Regions from separate parts of the Mus musculus genome. Here all the other regions are linked to region 3. Evidence: chromatin loops called from intact Hi-C (ENCODE). Cell type or tissue: heart. All regions are shown on one strand. Links, peaks and the distances in the headings refer to the core of each region. The heading gives the core; the rest is flanking DNA.

Evidence for each region. Peaks named below come from ENCODE experiments on the same cell type or tissue, not always from the same donor. Only the 100,000 strongest peaks of a DNase experiment are listed, where the experiment ranks them.
Region 1: it touches region 3 in a loop (2.4-fold over the local background); 6 of 42 quality-filtered maps call a loop at or near these places.
Region 2: it touches region 3 in a loop (6-fold over the local background); 21 of 42 quality-filtered maps call a loop at or near these places.
Region 4: a loop joins it to region 3, with 2.1 times the contacts of the local background. A loop is called at or near these places in 3 of 42 quality-filtered maps.
Region 5: it touches region 3 in a loop (6-fold over the local background); 18 of 42 quality-filtered maps call a loop at or near these places.
Region 6: it touches region 3 in a loop (3-fold over the local background); 3 of 42 quality-filtered maps call a loop at or near these places.
Region 7: it touches region 3 in a loop (2.0-fold over the local background); 3 of 42 quality-filtered maps call a loop at or near these places.

Annotation. Positions count from the first base shown.
Region 1 is chr13:113,848,567-113,852,926 of GRCm38, forward strand. The region is part of intron 1 of Arl15 (ADP-ribosylation factor-like 15); the gene reads left to right. Among named protein-coding and RNA genes, the nearest start is that of Arl15, 56 kb to the left of the region's middle. In heart, for the core only: no CTCF peak of the experiment used is centred there; a DNase peak (open chromatin) is centred at 2,285.
Region 2 is chr13:113,862,783-113,867,142 of GRCm38, forward strand. The region is part of intron 1 of Arl15 (ADP-ribosylation factor-like 15); the gene reads left to right. Among named protein-coding and RNA genes, the nearest start is that of Arl15, 70 kb to the left of the region's middle. In heart, for the core only: CTCF peaks have their summits at 2,335 (motif pointing left) and 3,206 (motif pointing left); no DNase peak of the experiment used is centred there; H3K27ac peaks cover 465 bases.
Region 3 is chr13:113,792,260-113,796,619 of GRCm38, forward strand. Arl15 (ADP-ribosylation factor-like 15) reads left to right here and starts at 2,249. Exons shown (of 5, transcript NM_172595.4): 1 at 2,249-2,437. The coding sequence starts at 2,390. In heart, for the core only: a CTCF peak has its summit at 2,154; DNase peaks (open chromatin) are centred at 2,202 and 2,902; H3K4me3 peaks cover 2,395 bases; H3K27ac peaks cover 2,009 bases.
Region 4 is chr13:113,735,709-113,740,068 of GRCm38, forward strand. It overlaps Gm31276 (a long non-coding RNA gene), which reads left to right and starts at 443. Exons shown (of 3, transcript XR_001781061.2): 1 at 443-583; 2 at 705-838. In heart, for the core only: no CTCF peak of the experiment used is centred there; no DNase peak of the experiment used is centred there.
Region 5 is chr13:113,691,160-113,695,519 of GRCm38, forward strand. No RefSeq gene overlaps it. Among named protein-coding and RNA genes, the nearest start is that of Hspb3, 30 kb to the left of the region's middle. In heart, for the core only: a CTCF peak has its summit at 2,401 (motif pointing right); no DNase peak of the experiment used is centred there; H3K27me3 peaks cover 292 bases.
Region 6 is chr13:114,386,193-114,390,552 of GRCm38, forward strand. Ndufs4 (NADH:ubiquinone oxidoreductase core subunit S4) reads right to left here and starts at 1,902. Exons shown (of 5, transcript NM_010887.2): 1 at 1,767-1,902. The coding sequence starts at 1,864. In heart, for the core only: a CTCF peak has its summit at 1,872; a DNase peak (open chromatin) is centred at 1,879; H3K4me3 peaks cover 1,855 bases; H3K27ac peaks cover 1,370 bases.
Region 7 is chr13:114,372,424-114,376,783 of GRCm38, forward strand. All of the region lies in intron 1 of Ndufs4 (NADH:ubiquinone oxidoreductase core subunit S4), which reads right to left. Among named protein-coding and RNA genes, the nearest start is that of Ndufs4, 13 kb to the right of the region's middle. In heart, for the core only: no CTCF peak of the experiment used is centred there; no DNase peak of the experiment used is centred there.

The sequences.
Region 1 (4,360 bases), core at 172-4,171, 56 kb after region 3:
ATTTATCCCTTTTCTATAATATTGGTGATAATCTCATATTTCAGAATGTAACCTTTATGTTTATGAAACTTTTTCTTCTATCTAAGAACTCAATCACTTGTACACAAATTCTGTGTTACACTCAGCAAACCTCTCATTTGACAACTCACTTAGGTTATCTGCACAAACCCTACTTCTCTAAGTTTGAAGCAAAAGGAGCCGGGCTCAGAGCTCCAAGCCATAAGTTCCATTTTCTTACAGTGGTACTGTACTGCACATTTTAAGTAACAAATGACAATCCTGTTTTATCTTTCCAGAATTTATTTATCTTTTTATTCACATTGCATCCCAATCATAGCCCCCACCCATCCCCCACCCAGCCCCCATTAATGATCTTAAAAGATTCAGGAAATTTCAGAAAGATCTGCTAACTTGGATAAACAAGAACCCCATTGATATCTTAAGCTGACATATGCATTTATAATGTGCCCTACTTTTAAACAAGCCCCTCCTTTGTCTCAATGGTGTAATCTACTGTACCTTTAAAATTAGTTTTTCCATCTTTTCTCCTACCTTGGCAGAGAAACCACTTGTGTCTACACTGAAGTCTGGTCCTTTGGAATATGGGTAGTGTCCTTATTAACCACCTGCTGATCAAAGCTCGGAAGGCAACTTAGAAACAAGTGTCAAGAGCAGCAAATGCATTCCTTCTAAAAAGAAGTCTGCAAACTTTGACTTCAAAACTTCTGGATGCGCTTTTGCAACTGAAAGGCTCTGAAGAAATGAACCGAGCCAACAAAGTAGCTCAATGGGGGAAATGGAAGAACTTTCCACAGTTGGGGAATTCTACTCAATTCCCCAGCAAATCTTTCGCCTGGAGTAGTGTTGAATTTTTTTTTTCCAGCATGTTACGTGCATTCACAAGTTTAACACAGTGTTGTGTCATTTATCCAGGTAGCCCTCAATGCTAGGTCTGTAGTGCAGAACATTATCTATCTTCAATGGGCTGATAGTATTGCATATCTCTGAGTACATTCTAGATGACCGTTTTTAATTTATTCATCAAACAGTTTTGTGGGCCTGACTTTTCTTCCATGAATTTGTGCCTTATGTAGAGTATGCTTAGGAGCTGTGTTCTGCGTCAGTGTGTCAACCGTGCCTGGGATTGGAATCACATGGGTGACAAAGACTGGTGGCTAGGTAAAGGCGGTGGCGCAGGTTTGTAATGAATACATTCACGGCTTGGGTACAGAGCGTCGTAACACATCTGAGATACCAGGTGCCATCCCCGCAGTGAGAAAGGGAAGGGGGACAGATACAAGGCTGAGGGCGAGCCTTCTTCACCCCTAGGTTAGCCAAGTAACTCAGTGTTGGGGGTTTGTACTTGGGGTTTTGTAATGTTTCAGTGTTGGGGGTTTGTAATGTTCCCCAAGTGATTTTAGTGTGCAACAGAGGTTGGCACCTTAGGGCTTGTAAATAGTATAGCATTCAGAATATAAAGTCTGAATTTTCTTGGCTCCATCCTTCTTCCTTAGATTAGGAGAAGGGTGTTGATAGCCATTTCAAAATACATTATTGGACAATTTAAAAAAATTATTCAGGGTGTGTGCGCATGCTTTTGTGTGTGTGTGTGTGTGTAGTCAGTTCTCTTTGTATTTTGCTATGAGCTCTGGAGGGCAAGCAATTTCCCTCTGAGCCATCTTGACCGCCCTAACTGAACCTTTTCCTTAGTTCTTGTCTGATTCACAGTATTAGGTTTTCTTTAGGCTCTCTGAGTCGTGCTTAGTATGTTGAAAACGTGATTTAATTTAGTATAGGGCTGGGTTGAAAACAAACTTTAAGCAAAGTTACCTAACAGTGCAAGACTACCTTTGTATCCTTTTGTGCCTGTTTGTAATTCTCCATCTCTTCAGAGCTGGCTTGTCCTCACTACAGATGCCTGCTAGAGAGGAACTCCCAGTTGACTCTGCCTGTTTTGCACCTCGTACCCTTGCCTCTCATCTTCAGTGTTCCTGCTATCACTGGAGGCAGCTCCTTATCTGTGAGCCTTATGAGCCCTCCTCCTCACATCCCCAGTTCTTCCTACTGTCTTCTCCCTCATAGGCCTTCCCCTGCATACCCTCCAGAGCCTTCATGATCTTGTTCCTCCCACATCAGACTGCAGAATCAGGTTGTTGACGCTCTTTAGCTCTTTACTTTTAACTGGGTTTTGAAAAGCCGGGCTCTTTCAGGTCGACCAGTTCTCCCAATTGTACCTGATGCATGCATTTCCCCGCTCAACTTGGCTCCTTGCCCAGGCATTGTCCACACTTCCCACGCCCCAGGAGATGTAAATGCTAGTCCCAGCCATTGATTGTTCCAGGCTGCCTGACAGAAACCCATCCCCTGTTCTTGTGCTCTAATGTCCTCTGCTATGCCTCAGGAATTTCGGGAACCTCTTAAACAACAGGGGAGTCCCTTCTTCACCTCTACGGCTTCCTTTCTTTTATTGTCTAACATCTTTAAGCATGTTTATTTTGTACGTGCTTGCAGGCATGAATGAGTTCGCATATTTGTGCATGCACACGTCACAGGTCTGTGTGTCGAGGTCAGAGGCCAGGCTGCAGGAGAGTTGATTATTTCTTTCCACTATGTTGGTTCTGAAGATTGAACTCGGGTCACCTTCCTTAGTGGCATGTGCCTTTGCCCTCTGAGCTGTCTCCTCGGACTTATTATCACTATTCTTGAAAAATATTTCCCTGCCCACATCTACATTCTTCTTCTCCTCTTAGGCTTTCTCGGAAATTATTTTACTGAGAGTAGAGATAGGAACCCTTTCATTTTTTCCCTTCTAACTCCTGTATTACATTTTCTCCATCTCCTCCTGCCTTTTTCATCTCTCGTTAATAGGATTCAGAGCGGAGCAAGGCAAACTCAAGCCTTTGAGCTATTTTGCAACTATTTATGTTGCACCTGGTGTGTGAAAGATACCTTCCTTCTTAGGAGTCGTGCAAACCCCACCCCTATTGATGTCTTCTTCTAGAAGGGAAGACCCACAGTTAGCAAATCAATAAGCCCACACAGGGATATCAGGTGTTCGTAAGACTTGTAGTGCTTAATAAGTCTTGGGGAGGAATTTACCGGGTGGGAATCAGTAAGTAGGCTGGGCAGAGAAGACAGCCCAGATTCTGAAACTAAGAGAGCTGGCTCAGTCAGGGAAACAGCCAAGTATGGCTGGAGAAACTAGGGGGCAAGGGAAAGAGGGGAGGGGCAGAGGACATGTGGATGTGGACAATGAGGGTAGTGTCTTGTCGTTATGAGGAGTTTAGCTTTGATTCTGAGAATGATGGGAAATGTTTGTTTGGAACACTTCCCATCTTTTTGAAGCTAGTTTGTGATAACATCCTTCCCGCCCCCCCCCCCATCCTCCGCCCCCGGAGATTGCTTATAGCATATATGACCCTTATCTGGCATTGGAATCATTTCTGCTATTTTGGGGGAGGTTACAGTCGTGGGATAAGTCAGTCACAGGAGGGAGGGCGCTGAGAGTTAGAACTGGGTTCAGGAAGAGTCCAGGAAGGAAGGCACTGGATGGGTTTATGGGAAGAGAGGCTGAGATAGCTGAAGAGTTCCAAGGAGGGGGTGAAATGGAGGATGGGTCTCCTTCCCAGCATGCACCTTGTGCTGAAGTCTGCAGAAGTTAAGACTGCATTCTTTAGACAGCAAGTGACGCGAGCGTCTGAAAGAGCACTCCGTGGATTATGTAAGGTGGATTCTGTTCAGCCAGTGACTAAGACTTAGTTCATCTCAGTTTCCGTTTTCTTCCTTATACAACAAGGACATGATGCACCTTTGTCCACAGAAGTGCGTGGATTAGATGAGGTACTCCGCTCGTGTACAGCGCCTTCTCTGGTGTCTGCCATAGAGTAACCTCCTCTCGAACAATGATGAGGCCCCGGAAAGAAAAGTGAGATAAGAAATTGGTGCATGTGTGTGTGTCTGTCTGTCCCTCCCCTCTCCTTCCACATGCTAGATAAACACTCTTACTGAGCAGTGCCCCTGGCCCTCTTTTTGCCCCTTATTTTGAGATGCCATTCCACCAAGTCACCTCTGTACTCACTCTACCCCAGGCAGGATTTGAACTTGGGACCCTCTTATCTCAGTCTCCCAAAGTAGCTGGGATAGTAGAGCAGTGGCCTCAGGCCTAGCTAGAAATTGACTTTAAGGATACCTACAAAGTGAAAGGGATTATTAGACTTGATTTAAAGAGAGAATTGATAGGATTTAGAAAATGGTTTCCTGCTGAATGTGCTGGGTACCTATAATCCAGCATTTGTGGTGTGGAGGTAGGATGGTCAGCTCAAGCTCACTGCAGTTACATGCTGAGTTCTAGGCCAGCATG
Region 2 (4,360 bases), core at 192-4,191, 71 kb after region 3:
AGAGCTGTGCTTCCTCAGTGAGTTCTGAGGCTAGCAGGCTTGTTCCTCTGTCTGGGCTCAGTGACACAGCGCCTTTGAGAAGATTCAGATCGTAAGAAACCCTTCCTTGCTAAGAACCCGCTTTCATTTGTTTGCTTGGTCCAGGTCAGTCTTAGTTGTCTTAAGGGCACAGCCTGCGGTCGTCTGAGAGAAGAGGCTTCGGTTGGGTCATTGCCTAAACCACACTGGCCTGTGACAGAATTTGTGCGGGACCACCTTGGTTGTGAATTAGTCCATAAAGGGGCCCTTAAACACTGGACAGCAGCATCCTTAGTCAGATGGCCCTGGGTTATGTTACAAAGGTAAGTAAGCATCCTGGACATCACCACCCTTATTAGGTGGCCCTGGGTTCTGTTGGAAGGTTAACTAAGCTTGAGCCTGCGTTCGAGCCAGCAGGCAGCCTTCCTCTGTGCCTTCTGCTTCGAGCTCCCGCATCAGGGTAGCCTTGACTTCCCTCCGCGATGGATTGTGACCTGGAAGTGCCTATGTCAAACTCACCCTCTCCTTCTGTTGTTATTATTGATCAGGATCTTAACCAGAGCCACGGAAAGGAAGCGACCATGGTCTGCAAGTATTTTCCAGTAGCCTGTTGTAGGCATTAAGGCTGTGATAGCAGACTAGACACTTACTAGTGCTGTAATTGTGGCAGGTGGCACACCTATACCAAACACTTGCAATGCAGTGTGTGTTGGGGGCTCTAGAACAGGATGAGAGTAAAGCGTTGAGTGAGTGTGGATAAAGGATGCCCAGTGGACCTCAGTGTGGACTTTTTGGTGCCTTCTAATTTTGGAAGTGTTCCTCTCTGTGTGTATGTGTTCTCTGTATATTGCCAGTATAAAATAAATTTAAGGTAAGTCTAAAATGTGAGCATCTGGTGGTACCTATTGAGATCATTTAGTGGCTTCGGAATGGCAAAGCACCAAGGGCTGGGGGTGTTGCGTCAGTTAGCGACAGGCTTGGAAGGCGCACTCAGAGGTGTGTGTGGTCTTTCAGGAACCCAGCCTTGTCTCTTGTTGCTTCTCCTTTTGCAGTGCTTGCTAGAACCTTCTTGTCCCGAGCAGCCTCTCGAGCTCGAGATGCCCATGTTTCAGACTCCAGGAAGGAAGAAGGACAACAATAGTCTGCCGGTCTTGTTTAAGGAAACTATCTCAAATGCCCATCCATTTCTGTTCTCAGACTTCAGAACATAAACAAATGGTCACATTTAACTGCATGCAGATAAGGCCGAGTTTTCCCCACTGGGCTGTGTATTCAGAGCGCCTCCCCCCCCTCGTCTAGAAGAAGAACCTCTTGCTGCCCAAAATACCTTGTCAGTAACTGTGGGAAGAAGGCTGATGGCACAATTTTATTTGCTTAGCTATGCTAACATTTGTGTGGAAAAGAGATTTTTTTTTATTAGTTACATACAAACCTGTGACTATCGAGGTGATATTTGAACTGGGTCAATGCTGCGGATGAAGTTCAGATCCAGTGTGATGTCTCTAAGAATACCTGTTCCGCCCACGAAATACCCTTGATTTTCTGCTTTGTCCCAGAGACCTGATTTCCTTGAGAGTGATTTGGAAAGCACTTTAACACGTACTCAAGGATTTTCTTGTTCTTTGAAGTGGCGCTTAGTCTGTGAGGTTGGCTTAATGTCAGGGTGAAGTTCTTGAGTAAGAACTGCTAACGAATATGAATTTGTAACAACTCTGAGATGCCAGTGACCTCTAGTGCCCGTTGCAGCCCTCACTGGGGAAAGTGACTGCACACCAGTCAGCCTTAGGTTTTCTATTCCCCGTTTGTTTCAGAAGTCAGGGGCTTTGGGGATACCACCTGGCAGTGTCCTCCTTCCTTCTTTGACCCCCCACCCCACCCTGTTGTCTTTTGTTGTTGTGTATTGTAAAACCAGTCCTGGGGTGAAGTGTTTTTCAGCTCAGAGTTTGAAGCTGAGCGTGTTGGCCTCTGGAAAGCAAAGGGTCACTAGCCCCGGGGCTGAGGTTAGCTCTAGCCAACCAAATATCAGGGTGCTTCCTCTTGCCTTCCCACGTTGTTAAACTCAGGGATAAAGTGATGACCGTGATAGCAAGGATTAGCAGAGTAATGATTTGGGAAGAGTAGTCAGGACTCTCCTTTGAATCCTGGTCCTCACCCAGAAGAATGTACCAATTTCAAGGATGGAGAGATGGCTCAGCTTTTAAGAGCTCTTGATTTTTCCTGCAGAGGACCTAGTACAGCTCCTAAAACCCACAGGACAGCACACAAAGGGTCCATAACTCCAGTTCCAGGGAATCTGATGCCCTCTTGTGGCCTCCCCTGGAACTGCATGAACATGATGCACACACATATATACATGCATGCAACACGCCATACATAAAAATAAACTACATAAATCTTTTTTAAATGAAAATCCTACTTTATAAACTACCACTACTTTAAATATATGCTAACACTCTTGTGACTTCATTTTATTTCATTGCATTTAAAATGTAGATCCAATTAGAATTTGTTTTAAGAGTCAGCTTAATTTGTGGGACTATATTTGCCCTCTTATTTGTGGGGCTGTCTTCTTATTTTATAATTCATTTTCATGTTTTTAGAAATACATATGGGCATGATAAAATCCCAGATAGACATTCTGTCTTCATAGATAGAGAAGTTGGGAAGTAATAAATACCAAGAGAAGGCCAGAATATCTCTTAAAGAAGTCTGTTGAACCAGATGTTTCCCATATCATGTGAGTTCAAAACTTCAGTGCCACTCAAACTGGGCCACACGCCATGCATTACTCATTCTGACCTTTAGTGTTAAGTTTGTCCTGCCTGTTAACAAAGGGTTCACCAGTTCTGTTTTCTTGAGGCAATTTGGCCGACTGATAGGAGGTGGCAGAGTCATACGAGACCTAGGTGATAATGGTAGGCTTAAGATGGGTTACGAGATGAGAGCGTTTCAATTGCACAAAGAGAAGGTGTCGTAGTGGGTGCCGGCCAGCTTTGTGATCAGGAGGAGACACCGACACATCATGAAGTAGGATTTCATAGTAAGTGTGACCCCCAGAGAATTGTCTTAGCTCTGTCTGGCAGTTTAAGCTGACTTGGAGATCTTTTGTGCTCAGAAAGAAATCGTTTTTGAAGTATAACTTATTATTGTTTTGGTAGCTGGTGCTCAAGTTCCAGGTGGGAGGGTGTGCCCCCTGGTGGCTGCTGTGCGTCAGTACCACTGACTATTTAGTTCTTCACGTCTAGTTGAGCAGACTGAAGCTAGATCTTGAAGCCCTGCGTTCATTAAGCTGCTGTGCTGGGAGCTGATGTACAAAGATTCCAAGTTCAAGGCCAGAAGATATCGCTATGATGGTAGTTCAACCCTTCATAGATTCCAGAATTTAAGGGTTAGCAAACGAATACTCTTTCATCCAGGCAGACAGTAGAAAGTGGACTGTAATCTCTGTCCTGCCAATGGTTAATTGTGATGGAGAAGGTTTCTATGCCACCCAGGTCTGTGGGAGTTAGACATTGAATTTCTTTGATAAAGATGTCTTCCGATTTTAAAAACAGATAGACCATTTCTACTTGTGACTCAATCTTTTGATATCCTTGTGAATTAAGTTGAATTATTTTCATTTAGGAGAAATAATTATGTTCATAATACTTTTAATTTTTTTTCCTATTTAATTATTTTTAATTAAAATTGCATATAACTTTCAAATGGTAAAAAAAAAATCTGCCACTCCTTTTTCTGTTAATATATAATTTCTCCTCTCAAACAATAAATGTATGCTTCCATAAATCTTGGTCTGTTTGTGTTCTAAAAACATAACTGAACCCATTACTCAATAGCGTCTAACTATTTTTCAGTCTATTTTAAGTGCTTTCCCATGTTATTATGTTTTAAAGTGTTATGTATAAAGCCGAATTTTTTTTATCCTATGTCGTTTAGAGAAACTTGTATAGAATTAAATTCTTTTGACATTAGCCTACAAAGTCAACCAAAGGGGTACCTGAGGCATTGACGCTAACCTTCCAAGGTCTTTGCGGATCTCGTGAAGAGCATTGTCTTTTCATAGGTGTGGATTGAGAGCAATTTTAATACGTGGGAGTTGGGTTAATAATCACCTGAATTGTGTCTATTAGTATTAATTGGTGTTTCTAAGCACTTAGAGCATATTTGCTCAGTTAAGAAAACATAATTTAGTGGATTATTTGGGATAGCTGTTGTGTCCTGGTTCCGGATATTCTTGGTTAACCTGACTTGCTACTCTTGGTAGTCAACTTGACTACATCTGGAATTAACTAAAACCCAGCGGGATGGGAACAACTGCTCATTTTTTTCCTTTCTCCCTTTT
Region 3 (4,360 bases), core at 88-4,087:
TCAAAGTCCTCTAATTACCCTGAAAGCCATCTTTCCTCATTTTGTATCTGAGGAAAGCATTTCAGAGATTAGATCTAGTCACATGACTCATAAGTGTGTGTGTGTGTGTGTGTGGGGGGGGTGCGCAGAACCTGATTATGTGTAAATTTAGGGTAAATATTTTGGTTTTCTATAATGAACTATATAGTTTTGTCTAACAACTATTTTCACTGCCCTGGGGTAAACTTTTAATGATATTTGTTTTCTGAAGACTCACACAAAAAGTGTGTGTGTGTGTGTGTGTGTGTGTGTGTGTGTATGTGTGTGTAGGGACAGAGAGAAATGGAGGGAAACTTTAGTCACCACCTTAAAAGAGGGCAGTGTTTGGCAAGAACTAACAGAATAGTACTTTTGCAACTTAGTGTTCCAAATTCTATCATTCAGAATACTCCTTTGACATGTGACATCCGAGGAAAGAGTATGAGTTCACTATAAACTTCACTACATTATGAAACTTCATAAATGTTTAACAGCTGTATAAAGTTTTATTGTGTAAGTGTGCTGTGTTAACAAATCATAGGAGACTCCTCCTCTTCTTTTTCCGAGACAAGGTTTCTTCTCTGTGTAGCCTTGCAGGTGGTCTCCAACTCAGGGATCTGCCTGTATCTTTGCTGGGATTAAAGGTACCACCAGGCCGACAAAATTCTACTATAATCATTGCAGGAAATGTTCACTTAGAACACTGTCCACAGCTCTTATCCTAAGAATTTCTAGAAATGGAATTACTGGTACAAAAGATATGGCACCCTTTTAATATTCATTTTTGAATACACGTGTACAGACAGAGCTGGCCTTTATTGATATAATTTTCAAGATATATGTGTTTAAGTAATAACTTCTTAAAAGGAGTTGTTCTGTTTTGTTTTGTTTTACTCCAGGGTTAGTAAGTCTCAGTTGCACTAAGCCAGTAGATTCAATTTTGATTTTTATTTTCTTGCCATTCTATATTTTACTCCTCTCCATACCCAACTCCAAATGGCATGCTTATCTTGTCTCACCTTTGCCTTGACTGTCCTTTCTAGCCTGAATCTTGGAGGTGAAAGAAAAAAAATCCAGAACTGACCGTTGTCTTTATCTCGCTTGACTCCCATTTTCACTCAATTCCAAGTAATTCTTTTTTAAAAAAATTTTAAAATTTTTCTATTTTTTATTTTTTGGTTTTTCGAGACAGGGTTTCTCTGTATTTCTCTGGCTGTCCTGGAACTCACTCTGTAGACCAGGCTGGCCTCGAACTCAGAAATCCGCCTGCCTCTCTGCCTCCCAAGTGCTGGGATCAAAGGCGTGCACCACCACTGCCCGGGCCCCAAGTTTGTTTGTTTGTTTTTTTGAGACAGGGTTTCTCTGGATTTCTCTGTGTAGCCCTGGCTGTCCTGGAATTCGTTCTGTAGACCAGGCTGGCCTCGAACTCAGAAATCCACCTGCCTCTGCCTCCCAAGTGCTGGGATTAAAGGCGTGCGCCACCACCGCCCGGCTTGCTTTTTTTTTTCTTTTTTTCTTTTTTTTTTTTTTAATTTAGGAAACGCACAAGTCTCAAGTGCACCGGCTCTGTTTTTCCTAAGATAAGGTTCACAAACAGTATTACTTGGGTCCTTTAGAGGACTTTCACAATCCCACCGCTCATTCTATTCAGGTACATTGGATTAAGCATGCAAAGATCAGATGCCTGTCTCCTTCAATGTTTGGGGTGATCAATTTACTTGTGAGTCTCTAGGTTCCTAGTCTGGACTGCACTGGTGCTGAGCCGCAGGAAGGTCAAGTTCAAGTTGTCCGCCGTAGCAGACACCCACACCCTGGAGGGTCAATGCAGTCCCCAGTACTGCACAGTTTGCCTTCTTTAAGGTGTCTGCCCTTCTAATCCGCAGGTCCAGGGCGTTTCAAGGCCACAGGAAGGCGCTCGGGGCAACTGCCTCCCACCGCCCTGGGCTGCTTTCTTAAGGAGGGGTGGGCGGGGACGCCGCCGCCGCTGCTCTTCAATCTCAGGCAGGCTGCTTGCCGGGTCTCGAGCGGACTAGAGGCTGAGAGTCGGCCTCCCGGGGCCGCAGCGCGTTTCCGCCCGCCCCTCCCCCAGCAAACAGGAACCAGCACCGTCCCGGGTCCCGCGCTTCTCTGCTGCCCTCCACCGGGGGGACTGCCTTTTATAGACACTCCGGCCAATGAGCGCGCTCCTTTTCCTCGGCCCGCCCTCCCAGCCAATCGTCGCTTCCCTGGTGTAATCTTCGGCTCCTCGGCTGCTCTCGGCGATCTTCGCTGTTGCTGGCTTTTTCAGGAGCTGCTCGCTGGCAGCCCGAGACGCTGCTGCTTTTTTTTTTTTTCCGGGTTCGGAGCCATTCCGGATGCTTTAGGCTGCCGGATGTCTGATCTCCGGATAACTGAGGCGTTTCTGTACATGGATTATCTGGTAGGTGCGGGGCGCCGGCGGCATGTCGCCTCTCGGATCTCGCGGTGGCCCATGGCCCCCTGCCTGGAGCAGCAGCCTCTCGGCTTTCTTTCTTTGGGATGGGATGCCTTGGGTTGCTTTCTCCCGGGGCTGGCTCTGAGGGGCGGCGGCGGGGGGAGAGGACGGGCTGACAGGTAAAGGCGCGGAGGGGACCGGCGGGACTGCGGGAGATGGGGCCACGCTCCGCGCGCCTCTCCGCGCTCCCGGCGCAGGACTTTCTTTCCGGGGAAGCTGGAGTTTTCCGCTCTCCTCTTAGCAGAACTCCAAGAGCTATTAAAGAGCCATAAGCAGAATGGCTCGCTAAGTGCCTGGCAGGTCCGGTCATTTGGTCGTTATTAGATCTCTAAAGGAATGACCTGGGTCGTGGCGGGATTTTAAAAACACATTACCAGAAAGTAGACTGGACTAAACCACATTGCAACCCGGCCTGAGCAGGATTGGGCAGGGACAGGCATTGCCCCGCGGCTGTGGTTGTGGTGCACGCCGCTTTTGTGCATGGTGTGCATGGTTTGGCAATCGGTTTGAGATCAGCCCCGTGCTGGGAAGTTTAGGTAGGAAAAGTTTTTTTAGCACAGCGCTGGAACGGAACACTTAGACGTGTTTCTAGAATTGTGCAAGCCTCGTGTTTTCGTTCCAGAAATTGTATTTCCACAGAGCTGCCTGTTTGTGGTCAAGCAGATCCTTTTTGACATGAACCGTGTTCGATCCTGCCCATTTTCTGCGTGGATGGTGTCAGAACGAACGGCTGTTGCCATGCAGTGCTGAAGTAGAGGGTTAGAAGTGTTGGCCCTTCTGTCATCCTGTAGGACACATGGTTTTTCCACTGCAGATTGGCCTAGCAGAGATTTGTCAGTGCCTTCTAGGAATTACACTTAAGGCTGTACGGAGAAAGACCGAATACTTTCCAGACCAAGAAAGAGAGGGCTGCGTTGTAACGTTACCAGTGTATGAGGGTTTATTCAGGTGTGTAGAAACTGGCAAGGATGGAGACCAGTTAGTGCGCGACCTTGAGAACAGAGCCGAAGTCAGAGTCTCAGTTGAATTTTGGTTTTGCTGTCTATGTATTCATGGCAGTGACTTCTATCTTTGTCATAAAGGGGTGTTATCGCTGCGCCAGGTTAGGTGGGCTATCTGTGAACATTCTTTAAGCGTCCTTGTAGGTTGATGATTCTCAAATATGTCCAGGAGGCTATTTTGAAAGTTAAATGGTTGGTTGATTTGTAGTTTACCCATATCATGCTATGGCTATGTCTTGTAATCTGCCCCACAAAACGCCAGTTTGCTGAGAAAAAAAAATTACCAAATAAGAAGAAAGTATAGGGCATCTTACCTGTACTGCTAATTTTGGATACTTAGTGATTCGGAGAGGTATTCGGGGCGGGGGGTGGGGGGTGGGGTGGGGTGGATTCTCATGATCTGCTGAGACTGTTGTAGTACTTCAGCACATAGCTGTCTTTGAGGTAGCAGGCCCACTAAAAGACCTGAGGGAAAACAGCATTGCAGATTGCTCAGGTCACCTGCCATGTAGACATGGGTTCAGAGTAGATGGATGAATATTTGTAGGTATAAGGTTACCCTGGGAGTTTAGGTCATTGTCACTGGGCCCTGGGTTTCACTTTGACTTGGCCCATCTGTTTTACCTGTTTCCCTAACACCTTTTTTTGGCTTTCGTATAAAATCATTGTTTGGCCACTTCAGTGTGCTTTCAATAATTCCCAAGTGCCTTGAAGCTAACTGTCCCGTAAAAGTCAGGGGCTATACTGGAGGTGGGGTGGGGGAGAAAACAAAGTCTTAAAGGAGACAGGTCAGGTTTTATGAGTGTGTTAGGTATCCCTGTGAAAACACTGAAGAAAGTCCTTCCCCACTAAATGGACCAGAGGGGAA
Region 4 (4,360 bases), core at 208-4,207, 56 kb before region 3:
TCCCTCCGAATCCCCCCAGACTACTGCTTATCCCAAAAGCCTAAATTTCTGCCTGTGCCAGCTACAGGTATGTAAATAACATTTAAGCTGCCTTCCTCCCTTTGAAGAGTTAAGAGCCAAGTTCCTAACAAACATCCGCCAGGTCTTATTTTAGAACTGAGAGAGGAGCTGCATTCCCTAAAGCAACAAGCTTCCCCTTACATCTATTCTACCTTGAAACCGTCGGGGGTGGCCACCACCCAAGTGGATGACATACCTGGGCAGGGAGGATTTAACGGGAAGACAGAGGAAAACGTTTGGCACAGCAATTCCCACAGTCACACCTGAAGCCACATCTGCTCCTGGTACCCGTTGGTCCCAAGAGAAAAAATATGAAGACCAAAACTGGCGGATCTTGTGTGGCTGCTCCTCTGCCTTAGCAGAGGATAGCGGGAGACCTAGCGTTGTTACGAGTAACATCGGAAGCGTCCCAGTTGCAGTGAACAGGCTGAGGCGAGGCAGGTTAAGTGTCCCGAGAAACACGTGGTTGTGTCTGAGGCAGTCACTGTTCACTGGACTCGCCTCCCTGCCATCTTGGTCTGAGGTAAGCATGCTGTCTCTTTTGTTGGGGTTTTAAAGCACAGTCTTGCCTCTATGAAGAATTCAGGGTCCTAGAGGACCCTGCACTGAGGAAGAGTAAAGAAATCTGCCTCCTTACCCGCAAGGTACTTCCAAGTCGGCTGTTGATATTTTCGTCTCTCAACAAACACTCCTCATCTGGAGGCTAAGCAATAACCTCTCGGAAAAAGGGTCAACTGGTTCGACGGAGAGGAAACCTAGGCTTACCTAGCAGTCCACAGTAAGTAACATCCCCCATTCAGATGCAGAGAAGTAGCGAGAGCCAGGGTGAAAAGAAAATCAAGAGAGGCAGTTTCCATCGCCCTTCCTACAAAAGAATGGCCCAGAGACCCCGGGGCAGCCCTTGGGTGGTATAAACAATCGCTGCTGGCAGACCAACAGAGGTAGAAGCGAGTTGATGAGGTGGGCTTCTACTTAGCACAAAGCTAAGACGGAGAAATCTAATACAGCCGCAGATCAGGCAGAAAATAAAGCGTTGCTGTTGGATGGCGTATGTAGAATATTAGCGGTACCCACAAACAATGGGTTTGAATTGAAGAACACCAACTTTGCCAATCAAAACTTTTCCTGAAGGCCATATAGTTGTCGCCTGGCCATATTGGACAGGCCTTAGTGGGGACAGGGGTGGAAAAGGAACATCTCTTTCTCAGATATGGATTTGTCATTTTAAAAAAAAAGATACATTATCTGCTTGGGAAAAAACTGGTCTGAAAAGCAGAAGAATGTGAGAGGCAACTAACTGGGTGATTGACGGCTCAGCTACTTTAAAATTCCAGAACATGGGAGAGTTTGCCTGCCTAGAGGGGCCATGAAAGTCATAGCACACTGTTGCATGCCGTAGGTGATAGTGACTGCTCCAAAGTCACCGAGGGGCAATAAGTCAATCAGCCCATCAGATTGATCAATGAACTTTAGGTTCTTCCACCATGGTGACTTAATAAAAAAAAATTGGTACATAATTACTGTACATGTGATAATCCAGATCTTGTATCTATAGCTTTTAAAATATCATGTAGCCTTTCACTTTGAAGGCACAGCTTTAAGAAACTTGTATGTGTTTATTCCTTATGCTATATACTCACATTTATATATAAATAAGCAAGGCCTTGTGAGTGTACATAAGATACTCACATTATCGGTAAAGAGTCTGGATAGGAAATCATTTTCTGTCAGGTGCCAGAGCTCTGAGATTTAGACACTGGGAAGCACAAGGCTTGTATAAGACTAATCCAGCTGGGCTGTGGTGGCGCACACCTTTGATCCCAGCACTTGGGAGGCAGAGGCAGGCAGATTTCTGAGTTTGAGGCCAGCCTGGTCTACAAAGTGAGTTCCAGGACAGCCAGGGCTATACAGAGAAACCCTGTCTCGAAAAACAAACAAACAAACAAAAAAAGACTAATCCAGATGGATGTAGTACAAAAAAAAAAGACTAATCCAGATGAATGGATCCAGTTTTGTAGGTTTGTGTATATTTGATATGTTTCTAGAGATAGGGGACTATAATAGCCATTATTATGTCCTGTCCAGTACTTTGCCAACAAAGTTGATCCAACTGATGGATCAACATTTCTGCCTAGGGTACAGTATGCCAGGCCCAGGCAGCATTGGATTCCTTGACACCACGGCATTCCTATGGGTAGGAGCCTTGGGTATTTCTGAATTAATGTTAACCCAGACGAGGGGAAAGATGGCAACATCTCGCTGCGAACAGCATTAAAGTCTGCCAGATCGTTTGGATGTTGAGTTGCATGTATTCCTCAAAATCTGACAGTGTAATACTCCCCCAGATACATTTTATGGGGAGAAAATGAAATTTCAAATAGCTTCTCCCAGATGGCTAGTAAGTCTATATTTCCTTATAGGTTTGACTCTGAAACCAATACTTTTAGAGTGAAATAAATAAATAAATAAACCCAAGGTATTTTCACTTGAGAAAATAAGTTGATTTGATGAACCCTGTAGATACTGTTCAGGGGAAATTTAATATTGACTTAAAAAATACTTCAGGTTCTTACAGGTTTGGTAAGTGAGAAAACTGAGTTACACACCTCTAATGGCACCTGTTTGCTTAACCTGCTACATAAGGCTTCATGGGAAGAAATATGACCCTGCCCTATGGGAACCCTGTTAGTACATATCTCCCCCATGCCAGATAACTCCAAAGACTTGGCAGTTTCCCTGAATACCACATCAGAAAACCAGAAAGTAAAATATCAGAAAAATCTCTTCAAAACTTCGCCACTTACTTAAAAGTGGTCTTTCCATGCTAACTAGAACCTTCTCCTCTCTAGTCCCTCTGCAGAGCTCCCAGAAGCCAGCCTGCTAGGATGCCTCTGTTGCCTGGGTTTCATGTTTGACTTGGAACAGGCTTCTCAAGACTCCATGAAGCAGGGAGTTTGTTTATCATCATCATCATCATCATCATCACCATCACTATCACCATCATCATCATCATCATCATCATCACCATCACCATCATCACCATCACCATCAACATCATCATCACCATCACCATCACCATCACCATCATCATCATCATCATCACCAACATCATGTCTCTAACCCACAAATTGCACATCGACAGTAAGACATGGCCCGCAGTGAGCCTACAAATGTTACAAGACTCTAAACATTACAGAATGGCATTTTTTTTTTTTTTTTGGCAAGAAAAAAAAAAAAACCCCTGAGCTAATTGAGGAGAGAAAATGAAAGCTCAATTAGCAAGGGAAGAGGAAAAACAGATCAATACCGGACATTTGCTGATTTTGGAAGATATAGAAGAGCTGAGGTTGTGTAGATAAAGTACTGGTGGACTAGGGATCTATAAGTAAGATAACAAAGAAAAGTTTTGGAAAAAAGACATCTTAACAATTTTAGATTACGTTTGTCTTGTATATGCACACACACACATGTGACACAGTGTGCAGGTGGAGGTCAGGGGACAACTTGTAGGAGCTCATTCTTTCCTTCCACCACATGGCACACGGGGCCCAGGTATTGAATTTAGGTCACCAGGCTTGGGGCTGTCTTTATCCACTGAGCCATTTTGCTGGCCTGAAAGAGGACTTTAACAGTCTACCTCCATTCACTTTACTGTTTTCATTGTGTTTTTATTTTCTAAATAAGGCTCTTAAATTATCTATAGGGACCCTGTTAGCACACATCTCCCCATTCCATACAGCCCAAGTACTTGATTCTCCTTTGCTACATGCAACACCAGCAAATCAGAAAGCAAAATACCAGAAAAATCTCTTCAAAATGGTTTATATGTGATATACATAGATCTTTCACTCTATAAGTTACATAGTGATAAGGGGCAGACAGAGGGACACAGAGAATATTCCACTTGAGATTTAGTTAAAGGAGTTGATGTGCCTGTAAATTTGAATTTCATGACCTCCATGAATCCAAGTCTGAGAATAGTCATCAAATGTACTCAAATTCTAAGAATGGCACACTTCCTGCTTGAGATGGGATTACTGTATTCATGACATTGAATAAAAAGATAGATTTCAAGATCTTTTGTAACTTAGTCTGATCATTCTTGCATTTCTCATTGCTCATATAAGATCAACTCCAATTTAATGGGAAAAAAAAAACAGACAGTTCAAGGGCATCTCTTTCTTTAGGTTAGGAAAGTTTTCTTCTATAATTTTGTTGAAGATATTTACTGGCCCTTTAAGTTGGGAATCTTCACTCTCTTCTATACCTATTATCCTTAGGTTTGGTCTTCTCACTGTGT
Region 5 (4,360 bases), core at 212-4,211, 100 kb before region 3:
AAGCCGAACTAACGCTTCTTTTTTTTTCTGTTGCTTTTTGACTCAACAACGACAACAACAAAATGATATTTTAAAAGAGAAAGAAATATATTTTTTCTATAAATTTAAATTCAATAAAACTCACACCTTTATTATGAGTAAGCACGTCCTAGCAACGACACTGATTTTTCAGAAGCAAGGACAAACTTAGAAGCATCTTGTGAGGGAAGAGGACAAGATGCTTGCTGCCAAGTGTCCTGTTTTACATTTCACAAATCCAACCTGACTTCTCCCTCCCCCTCCTTAATCCCCTAACCTGCATTTTCCCTCTCAGAATCCTCTAACCCCCATCCTGTCTGTATCACTCTCCCTGCCTGGGGGAGGTCAGAAAGAACTGGGGAAATGTCAAAGTCTCCACATCTTTCCATCTTTCCATGTCATACACAGTAATCAACATACAACAAGTCACGTCTAAGGAACAAGAGGTCGCATTGATAGCACTTTAACCAGAAATCTTAATCAGATTGCTAACTTGCAGCAAGAACAGACGATGTCTGGTGATGTGAGCAAAGCCATAGTGTGTGCCCAGCCACTCACATAGGAGCAATGAGGCAGTCTTCGCTTTGCTCCTCTGGAAGCTGAGAAGGAGCCTCGGGTAGACTTTAGCAATAATGAGTTACTATCCGGAGGCTCAGCCTGTCAGCACAACAGAAGCGCTTCCTGGCACCAGATTGCATCGTGCTACCTGCAGGAAGCAACCTCTTCCTGCTCTTGAGGTCCCTATATTGAACAGTGTTTGGCGACAGTAGTTACTTGCGGAACAAACTGTCCTGTCCATGAGAGGAGAGCCAGAAGGACAGTGTGAGGAGGAGCACCACGGATCTACAGCTGAGACTTGGTCATTGCTGACTTCCGGAATGCCTGAGTGCTCCTTCGGCACCTATGCAGCCAAGAAAAGGATTTTGGTATCTGCAAGATGAACACAAGGCCAGTACTTTAAGACAAAAGGTTTGTAAGGACAATGGTGATAGGTTTTCAAAGCCAGCACATGTTATATCTTCACACACACACACCCATCCCAAAATTATATATATATATATTACATAGCACAATCTTGAGGCTTGGCACATATGCTACACCAAAAATGTTCTGAGCATATAATAAGGTTGTGCCAGTACTATATGATGACCAGCAGCAAGAGGGCTCAGGGAGAGGACTCAGCCAGTGATGTCAGTGACATGCTGGCTACAAACATGAGAGCTGGAGTTCAGATCTCTAAAACCCATGTAAAAGTTGGGGATAGTGGCATATCTGTAGTTGTGGTACCAGGGGAGTGACATAGAGTCAGGCTTGTCTAATCAATTAGCGAGCTCCTGATTCCATGTGAAACTATACCTCAAAAAATACAAAGGGGAGGGGTGACAGAGGAAGACAACTGTTGTCAACCACACACACATGCACACATACACACACATGCACACATATATACACATATACACACACTCACACATACACATATACACACACTCATACATACACATATACACATATATACACACATAAACACACACTCACACATACATACATATATACACACATATACACACACTCACACATACATACATATATACACACATATACACACACATACATACACATATATACACACATACATACACATATATGCATATATATACACACACATACACATACTCACATACACACATATACACACATACACACATATATACATACACACATACACACATATATACATACACACATATACACATACTCACATACACATATACACATATACATATGTACACACATACATCTACTGAAGCAAGTCTTGGGTGAGCCCTAAATAGCTACATATTATAATTCTTTACATTAATAGGTTAAGTATGTACCCCCCAGTTAATAACCACTGTCCGAGAAGGTATTAAGGTCAGAGGAGATTAAGACCAAGCTTTAAAGAAAAGAAACAATGAGGGAGAATCTGGGTATAGGTTGACTACCTATACCACAATTCTGATTAATATAGGAAGTACCACAATTCTGATTAATATAGGATCAGAACCAATTCATATTATTTCAGTGTTTCCCCGCGCACTGAAGAATCTCCAAGGAATTCTCATGAAGTATGGCATTTCTGGAGTATTATATTGATAACATTTTTCTTGTACAGATTTAACCTACCATTTCAGTAGAATGTATCTACACAATGCGACACATTTAAAAGGAAAGAACACACTCTTTGTCTTGCAGAAGGCGAATGAACATAAAACTGAAGCTCCAAGCACTGTGGATATTCCTTAATTATGAAAACGGAGTTGAACTCATGTTTGTTTTTATGTTCTAAAATAAATACAAATTAGCTGTCATCCCGGGTGCCACTTTAGCGCTCTGCTGAGCTACCACTAGAGGGCACTATAAACAGACCACAGCACAAAGAAATCCCCTAGACCTTGACTTCCTAGTACTGGCCTTGTCTACGGTTGCCTTACTGAGTTTTAAACAGTTAATGACAGGAGTAAGAAGATATTCAACTTTGAAAGCCAGTTGACTTCTTCCCCCATATCTAGTTTCCCCAACATCTTCATGAATATGACCTCTGGAATTTTCGCCATGATGTGCAAAGAAACATTAGGCGGCTCTTCCTGAGAGAGAGAGTTCAGAACCAGATAGTTCCCCTCGGGTTTTGTTTACTCTGAGACTTTTCAAATGTTTTATGATGCATCAACAAATTATAGAACGATGCACATCTATGTGCTTACCCTGAGATTTAACTAGGAGATACATATATTTATTCTAATCTTTTAAGAAAGACATTACGGAGGCTGAGAAAATGGTTCAGTGGGTTAGCGTTTCTATTCTATAAGCATGAAGACTTGAATTTGAATCCCCAACACCCTTATTAAAAAAAACAAACCAACTGGCAGGGCTATACATACAACCACAACATTGGGGGAGGAGGGAGCAGAACGGCAGATCCCAGAAGCTTTCTGCCTAGCAGCCTCGCTGGAACACCAGGCTTCGAGTTTAGCGTGAGACCTTGCTTTAAATGAACCGGGTAAAGTGTGACAGGGAGACAGATAATGGCCTTTGGCCTCTGAGCAGGAATGCGATCGATAGATAGATAGATAGATAGATAGATAGATAGATAGATAGATAGATAGATAGAATCATAGAGAGGGTTTAAGTCTTTTGAAACTATGTAACCTAGGTCCACTGTTTCTCTGAGTGGACCACTACTGAGAATTGATAGGTGTCCTCATCCTTACATGGAACAGGCCTCCATTCTTATTACAGTCATCTTTATCTGTGGAATTAGCATCATGGATTCAAGTAATAATAGATAAAAAATTGCTGGGCAGTGATGGCGCACGCCTTTGATCCCAGCACTGGGGAGGCAGAGGCAGGTGGATTTCTGAGTTTGAGGCCAGCCTGGTCTACAGAGTGAGTTCCAGGACAGCCAGAGAAACCCTGACTCAGAAAAAAAAAAGAAAGAAAGAAAAAAGAAAAAAAAAAAAAAGAAACCTAGAGATAGTCTAAAATACATGGGAGGAAATGTGTGGGTTATATGCAAATTGTATATGTAGATTAAATGCAAGTCTATTTTATAAGAAGAGACTTGAGCATCCACAAGGGGTAACTGCCAAAGGTCCTAGATCCAATTCCCCATGGGTACTGAGAGATAAACAGTACCCATTGTTACAGTCTGATAGGTACCGTTTCTTTCATTCTGTTTGAATTGTTTTTGTCCTCCGGCTGGATTGGAAATCACATTTTCTTTCTATTCTTTTAGAACTTTATTTTCAGGTCAATAAAAAAAATGATATGTGTGTGTGTATATACATATACTGTATTTAAATCCCTCAGAGTACTTTAGTATGACCCCCATGTTCTCTTTGCTTGTACGTAGATTCCATTGCCCCCACCTCTGTTCCCTTTAACATCATTATTACCCAGCACTCAAATAATTTCATTCCAAATTTTTGAGTGTTGGTAGTGGAAGGAGCATTTCTCTTGATCAGCTCCACCCCCCAACCCCCCCACGAAGTTGCTGGAAATTAATAAATAACCTAATGATCTTTCTTCCGATCTATCTGAGTATCATTATCCCTTTCATTTTTGGGAGACATGTTTAGTGGTTTGTAATTTCATTATGTCTTTCTGGGTACTGTTAACACTGGGTATATTCTGCCTTCACTGCCTTGGAAACAACAATACACCTGTGGTGGCTTGAATAAGAATGGCCCATACAGACTCATTTATTTCAACACTTGGTCCCTATGTGGTGGAAAGGGTTGGGAAGGATTTGGAGGTGTGGCTTTGTTGGAGGAGGTGTGTCACAAGGGGGTGGGCTTTGACGTTT
Region 6 (4,360 bases), core at 195-4,194, 590 kb after region 3:
CCCTTAAATTTGTTTTCAGTTCAAGTTCTATAATGAGCACATTAGTATTACATTATGTAAATTAATCTCCATAATGTGTAAGTGGGAAAGGTCTAAACTAGGTCAGCATAAAGTAATCACTGGAGTATTTTATCTTAGAGAACAATTTGGTTTTTCCCAAGTTCCTCATGTGTAAAACACTTTATTACAAATTTATCTTTTACTTTCCACCAGTATTACAGTATTTATTTTCCAGTGACTGCGCTCTCTCTCTCTCTCTCTATATATATATATATATATATATATATATATATACACACACACGCATATATATATCTATTTACAGATAGATAGATAGATAGATAGATAGATAGATAGATATAGTGCTCTACTACTGTCTGCAGAAAAGCCCCCGCCCCACCCTTTCTGCAACTCTGGAGTGCTGGGATTAGAGTTTATGTGCCCGAGGAACGTTTTATTAGGTGCTGGAGACTGAAGCCAGTACATCATGAACTCTAGGCACTCTCTGTACCAACTCAACTCTATCCCCAGTCCCTGAGGCCTTTTACAAATCTCCTGACTTTACTAAGGGCAACCTTTTCTTTCCCACAAAACAACCACTACTTAAAACTGCATCAAAATTTGTCTCCAAAAGTTCCAACCAGCTCACTTTAACTCTGTATTCCCTCTGTATTGAGCTTAACACTAATTTAACAAGCATTTTGATAGATACTAGTTCCCTTTTTCTTTCTTAAAGGTATTTAATGGTTTGGTCTTGTTTGAGACAGGGTCTCTCTAAGTAGCTCTGGCTGTCCTGGAACTCACAGAGATCCAGCCGCCTCTGGTTCTGCCTCCCCAGAGCTGGCTGGCATTAAAGGCTTGTACCAGTGTGCCAGACTTTTCCTTTTTTTTTTTTTTTTTTTTTTTTTTTGTACCACATTCTTCCCACCCCTTACAGACCCATCCTCACTGTGAACATTGAATGTAGTCTCCACAGCATGCAGCTGTCAATACAAGGCCACTCTTCACAGGAGCAAACTTCGAAACAAGTGATAAAACCCAGTATCTTATACACCCAGGAAAACAGAGACTACGTAAAATAGAGCAATGCTGCGGAGGGGGGCGGGGGGGAAGGGAGGGGGCAGTCACCACAAGAAACCTTCCGGCATCTAGGGCTACATAGTGTGATCTGTCTCAAACAAACAAACGAAGTAAACAAATCAAAATAAAAGCCACCTTGCTGCCTGAGAGCGTAGCTCCGTGGTGGAACTTAAGACTGGAACGCACTGGTTAGAAAGACAAAAAACAGGTACGCTGTAACCTTCCGATGGATATTGCTATAAACTCTGAAGTCCTGAGAAGTTTTCCTCTTATGCACAATGATGAATACAACAACCTTTCTGTTTGGAAGCCCAGCCGATATTAACTAAAGCCAGGGAAAGGATAGCAGGGATTTACCCTTTCAGGCTGGAATGGGGCAAGCAGGTGACAAGCGGAAGGGATGTAGGACATTGGGAGAGAGGTCGCCCAGACTCCTCCCCTTCTCAGGAGCCACGATCCAGTTCACAGCTCCTCCGCACAGACCCTCGCCCGTCCGCAGCTGCAGAACCCCAGGCCCCGCAGGCGCCTCGCCGGAAACCAGCGTCGGTCCCCGCATCCCGAGGAAGGGTCAAGGGAGGACGCGTTCCCAAGGCCGCCTCCGGGGCCCAGCCGGCCCAGCCTCCCCCAAAGTGGAGCGACCTGGGAACCCTGAATGAATAGCTCGACAAGGCTGACAGTTATGTTACCTGGATGGAACTCTACAGACGGAAACGGCAGCTGTAGCCATTGCCCTTCGCCCCAACATCGCCTGTCTCAGCGACACTGACATTGAGACCGCCGCCATCTTCCTGTAGGCAAACGCCAGGATGCGAGTACGGATCCCCGCTAGGGACTCACTTCCTCCGTTCTCAAAGCAATGCGGCCGCAGTGAAACAGAGGCATGTTCTGTTTGTTTTCCTTTTGCGATTGAGGACCTAGAAAAGAAATTAAAGTTCTAGCTGAAAGAACTAAAGAGGGAAATGGATGAAAGGACTCAGTGAATGCAAATGATGCCTCTATAGAAAGTAATCCTTGTTAGTAAGGTTGGTCATTTACATTGAGGCTGAGAAGCCCAAAAGAAAACGCTTCGAAAAATGTAAACACCTGTAACTCATAATTTTTCAAAGAACTCGGAATATCTGAGGCTGGGCCCACTGGAAGAGCCGGAGGGCTTCTTGAGTCTTTGAGAAACTAAAGTAGTACTTTCCCAAAGTGTTGCCAGATTCCGTTTGCAAGCCTTCAGAACAGGCTGCACTCAGTTTGATGGTCTGTAGTTATAATAATCATATTTTCCACACTAAAAAGCTAGCCTCGCAAAAAAAAAAAAAGGAAGAAAGAAAGAAAGACCATATGGATTTACATGAAATCTAGTGGGGGCTGGGGATGTAGCTCAGTTGGTAGAGTGCTTGCCTACCTAGCATACAGGTACCAAAGGCTTGGTGATCTGCTCTTATAAGCCTTTGATTTGAGGTTGAGGGTAGAGTATGGAAGGTTGTCACTGGAACTACCAAGCAAACACCTCGCCCCCCCCCCCGCGCCCCACCCGGAAAAGGGGCGGAGCCATCTTGATTATTCTTCCTATCTCCATCATCCCTTCCATTTGTCACCCATTCCATTCCAATGGCCATTAAAAGTAACAAAAAGCAAAGATTATAAACGATAACCAGGTTTAAGTGTCCTATCTAATCGCACCTGGCTCCTCAGTGCTTCAACAAACCTTTTCTTTTCTTTTCTTTTTGTTTCCAAGTCTGCGATGTCAAATCCAGGGACAGGTGTGCAGTTCATCACTGATCTACATTCCTAGCTTCTTTGTTTCTTGTAAGAGACAGTATCTCTCGATGTTATCCAGGCTAGACTTCAACTTACCACCCTCCTTCTTCAGCCTCCAGAGTATTCACAGACCTTTTCATCCACTAATGTCTTCAACGTTGTTTCTCAAACGATACCCCAACACTGATGGGAGAACATTAGTTTTCATATTGATATAGCGTTGGCCTGGGTATTCACAATACCTGTCATGATTCTTTCTTAATGTACTTATTTATGTATGTATGCATACAAATGGGTGCCACGGCACATGTGGAGGTCAGAGAACAGCTTTCAACAGTCAGTTTTCTCATTCTAACTAATGTCATAGGTTTGGTGGCAAGTACTTTACCACTGAGCTGTCTAGCGGAGCCTCTTAGGGTGGTCCTTGGTTGCTCTTTTTGCCTCCATCTTTGAAATGTATTTAGAATTTGATTATGTTCCCTGCCTCTCCTAGTAGGACTCTGATCCAAACCACAGTCCCCCTCTGCAGGGATGTTTGCATTTGCCCAATCTGCTTCAGCTCAGCAATCAAAACTATGGGGTCAGAAGTCACACATTCCCCTCTTTTCTACTAAACACCTTTTCTAGCTCAGCTCATCCTCGGAAAAGCCAGACACCTTATTATAATATTTTTTAAGGCCAATGTAGGGACGAAGATGTAGCTCAGTGGTATGGCATTGGCTTATCGTGGACATATGCCTGAGTTCAGGCCTAACACTGGAAGGGAAAAAGACTCCTGACTTTACTCACTTACTCTGTTAGAACTTACTCTGTTCTCCGTCAGTTGCTATACTCTAAACCCAATAGATATTTCCCAATATACCAGGCATGATTCGGTCTGAAAGACTTTACCTTGGACATTCTCTAGGCCCAGGATGCTTTTCTAGCATCTGGAATACTCTTCTCCCAGTGATCTCCTCTTTCCCTTGCCCCTGCTCTCTGTCTCTGTCCTTCCTCCTATAATTTTCTCACATGTCCCCTTCACTGGGAGGCTCTTTCTAACCTCCAATTTCAATCTCACCCTAGAAATTTCTGTATGAATTTCCAGGCTTCTTTTACTTCTGCTTTGCATTTTGTACGTTGTAGCCGTTTGTGGAAGTTCTATAATATGACCAGGGAGGCAAGAGCAAAAATCCTTTGAGAAATAAGATTGATTTCATTTTTTATGGCTTATTTAATTTTATTGTGCATGCACTGATGTTTTTGCCTGCATGTATGCCTGTGTGAGGGTGTCAGATCCCTTGGAATTGGTTTTATAGACTGTTGTGAGCTGCCGTGTGGGTGCTGAGAATTGAACCCAAGACTGCGAGAACAGCTGAATTCTCAACTGCTGAGCCCTCTCTCCAGCCCCGAAGATCAATTTCCTAGTGGCTTTTCTTACCTCCAGGAAAAATTTGTCTTTTAAATTCTGCAATAAATATTGACCAAATAAAGATTTTTCTTTTTACTTACAATAATTACCAAGCTATATAATTTGATTCTCACTTTTTAC
Region 7 (4,360 bases), core at 125-4,124, 580 kb after region 3:
GGAATCCAAATCCATACAGACTGGCACTTATTCTAAATGTTGAGTTTGAACAAATCAGTAACGAAGCTGCTACCTGGGGACCAGCAGGAGCTCTGTGAGCAAACGGGGTTGGGGGTGGGGCAGGAGAGGCACAGAAGCCTCAGACAAGGATGAAGGAAAGTGTGCAGAAAGACAAAACTTTAATTATAGAAGAAAGAAGAACTGTGGAATTGTAGGTAACTTAGAATCACCAAAATAGTATGAATGCATGCCTATAGGTTGGGCCAGGTGGAAGGTGTTAAAAATGCAGATACCACTGGGTATGGTTGCATTTGCCTATTACCACAGCACATGGGAGGCTAAGGCTGGAATACTGTAAATTTGAGGTCAGCTTGGGCAACTAAGAAATTTGACCCAATCCGGACTGTATAACTAATTCCTATTTTTAAAAAGGGGGAGGAGATGAATGTCCAGGAATGGACAGAAGAACAAAAGATGAGAGCAGAGAATATGAAGGATTCCATAACGCACTGAGAGGTCTGAACTTCATCCTGTATGTAACCTGAAGTACAAATAAATTCAAATGCAGACCAGTTGGAAGCTGAATGACATGTTTCTAGAAATCATGGGGAAAATGGGAGCTAAATTGGAGGCAAATAAGCATTAGAATTTAGTGACTAGGAGCTGGAGAAATGGCTCCAAAGGTAAAAGGTAAAGGACATGTGCATTATGCCTGATGACCTAAATTCAATCTCTGCCTCCCAAATGATGGAAAAGAACTGACTGCTGCAAGTTGTCCTCTGACCTTGGTACAAGTTCACACCCACATATATACACAAATTAAATATATGTAATTGTTTTTAAGGTAAGAATTTAGTGATGAATAAATAAGACCTAAGAGTAAGGAGATAGGAATGAAACAAGTTTCTAGCTCAGAAACCATTCAGACTCTAATGAAAGTAATTAGGAAGGGAAGGCAGAGGAGTGATGAAGGGTTGTGATCATCATCTCATTGTTTCGACTCCAGTGAGATCAAGATGTCTCTGGAAGGTCCTATGCAGAGGAATTTTAAACCTGCAACAAAGGTGCTTTGGCAAGGGATCACATCCAAAGACCTTCTTCTAGGTCTGTGTGCTCTGGCTGGAATACAGACATGCCCTTATTAAGGTACACACCTTTAACCCCACTACGTGGAATAAAGACACGCCCTTGATACTTGCCTTTAAACTCAAATAATGAAAGTAAAGTTAGTTTGTTGAAGGAAGCACACATGTTTAAAAGTCAAATCTAACTGAGGGACAAAGTGATGAATTAGTTGACAGAATGACTCAGAAATACGATATGCCCAATTCTCAAGAACAGACAAGAAAGAGAGGTGACTTAAGAGAACAGTACAAGGTGGCTGGGAGAGAAGGCACTGGGACAGTTTGACAGAGACAGGATTCCTATGAGGGCAGAATGAGCCAGAGAATGAGAAGGAGCCAGAAGACTAGAACAGATTGCCAGAATTAGTTTGAGGCCAAGCAGAACAATTCAGTCAGAAGCCAAGAGAAGCCAGATTGAATCAGTCATTTTAAGAGAGAATAAATAATGATTTTTTTTTAAGTCATGGTAAAGAGCTGGAGATAGAGCTCAGTGGAAGTGCACTGTCTACCATGCACAAGGCGTTGTAGGCTTCAACAACTGCACCTATACCTAGTGAGTGAGTAAGAGAGAGAGAGGAGAATGAGGAGGGAGGGAGGGAGGAAAAGAAAGAAGCCATGGTAGATAATAGAAAGAATATTAGCTCCCTATACAAGCTGTAACAAATTATCAAACAATTGGTAGACTAAAGCAATATATATTCATTCTTTATAGTACTGGAAGTCAGAAGTCTTAATTCCATTGTAATTAATATCAATATATCAGCAGGCCTAGTTCATCCTAAAGCTTTAAGGCAGACTCTGTTCCTAATGTAGATTTCTGTTGGTATATGACTGCATTACTCCACCTCTGTTTCCAACTCTACATTGTCTCTTTATACTCCTCTAATCACTGTGATAGTATTAGAACCACCACAACAATTTCCATTGTCAAGATTCTCAATTACATATGTAAAAATTCTTTTCCTATATGGTAACATACTAGGTTGCAAGGCTTAGCATATGGACCCAACTGGAGGAGTTCATTATTCAACCTAGCACTATACAAAGAATAAAGGTACTTTAGTTATTTTTATTAGTGTGTGCGTGTTTGAGAGAGAGAGAGAGAGCAGAGCATATGTGGATATCAGAGGACAACTCTGTGCAGTTGGCTCTCTCCTCCCACCTTTATGTGAGTTTTAGGACCAACCTCAGGCTGTCTGGCTTGTGCAGCAGTGCTTTCTTTACCCACTCAGTCATCTAGCCAACTCAGAAGTTCTAGTCCTTAAATTCAACAGTGAGTCCATAAGAATTCATTTCCTATTATATTTCCTACCATATGTATGTGCATACATATGTAAAATGTAAAGCAATTTTTAAGACGCAGCTGGGGCCAAAGAGATGGCTCGGCAGTAAACCTGCTTTCCTGCACAAGCCTGAGGGCCTGAGTTCAGTTCCCAAAACCCAATGTAAAACCAAACAAACCATATTTGGCGTTTATTTCTTATTCCTTCGCTATCTCTGCTGTTGTGTGGAGGCTGTCCTGCATCTAAGGCAGGAAGATAGTGGCCACAAAGAAGATGAAAAACTCTCTGGAGTCAATCAAGTTGCTACGAGAAGTAAAAACTCCGTGCTGTGCTGGTTGGTATACAAGCGGACTTCAGAGATGATCAGACAGGGCAAAGTGAATCGAACCACCCTTTCCAGTTTGAAGAAAATCCAAACAGAACGCTGTAACATGTTGGCCAAAACTGGTGTCCATCCGTCTAGTAGCAAGGATATTACAGACTGGTTCTCACGGACGCAGGTGACTGTGGTACCAGTACCAGAGCAGTCTGGTGAAAAGCAAACCGTGCAAGCTTTTCTTTAATAAAAACCTGTCAAAGCTTGTCTTTAAACAAACAATACAAACAAAACAAAACAAAACAACATCACACATTTGGAAGTCTGGTATGGTGGTGTAGGCCTCTAATTCTAGCACATGAGAGGAAGAGGCAGGCAGATCTCAGTGACTCCACACTAGCCAGGGCAATACAGTGACACACTCTCTCAAAACAAACACAAACAAAAACTAAAACCACAGGAGGAGAGACAGGCATCTGTAAGCCCAGCACTTTTGTGGCAACATGAGAAGGAAGACAGGAGAATCTCCCAAAAGCTTGAGGGATAGCTAGCCTAGAATATGAAGTACGACAGCAGAAATCTGTTCTTCATGCCTCAACAAGGTGGAAACAGAAGAGAATCAACTCCTGAAAACTGTCCTCTGATCACTGCATGCATCCTGTGGCCGTGCATGCCAGCATTTATACAAGAACAAAATAGTAATAATTGTCTTTTAAAAACCTACAAAACATAGCTGGACATGGTGGGACACACCTCTAATCCCGGCACTGGGTGGGTAGAGGCAGAAAGATTAGGAATTCAAACCAGCATAGGCAGTACGTCTGAGAGAGAGAAGAGAGAGAAGAGAGAGGAGAGAGAAGAGAGAAAAGAGAGAGGAGAGAGAGGAGAGAGAGATTGGCTAGTGAAATGGCGCAGTGGTAGTGCACCTGGGTCAGGTGGCTCACAGCTGCCTGTAACTCCAGCTCTAGGGAAGATCTGAGCATACACTCTGAATTACATTTCCCAGACTCTAGCATGTGAAGTCCTCCTATCTGCCCATTAGAGTTGAGAAACAACTGCGTAAAAAGTTGAAGATATGAAGACTTTTTAAGGTAATTTAGATCATTTAAGTCCATTCGGGTATGCTAAAATGAAAGAAATATTATAATTAGCTTTTAAGATAATTCAGCCAAGGACAGCGGATCCAAGGCAACTTCTAGTAAACACACTCAACTTGTCTCTCCCATTGAATGTGGGGAGGGGAGGAGGAGGAGGAGGAGGGAAGAGAGGAGGAGGAGGAGGAAGAAGAGGAAAGAGAGGAGGAGGAGGAGGAAGAAGAGGAAAGAGAGGAGGAGGAGGGAGAGGGAGAGAGAGAAGGAGGAGAATCTGGACAGGATCAGAAGAGGCAAAGCTGCAGCCCTGAATCTACCTTACCCACCCCACCTCCACGCTCCAAGCCTAAGCATCACAAAGCTGACAAAAGAAACAAGCACTCTGTAGTAACCTGCTCCAAGTAACAGAAAAGAAAAGGAATGCTCAGAGATTGTAGAACCCACTACTTACTTTCTCTTTCTGTTCCTGGCCCCAACCTTAGGTAATCCCAAAACCACACCAGAGAGGAAACAATGGGTATTTGCCAGAGCGAACCCTGAAGTTCT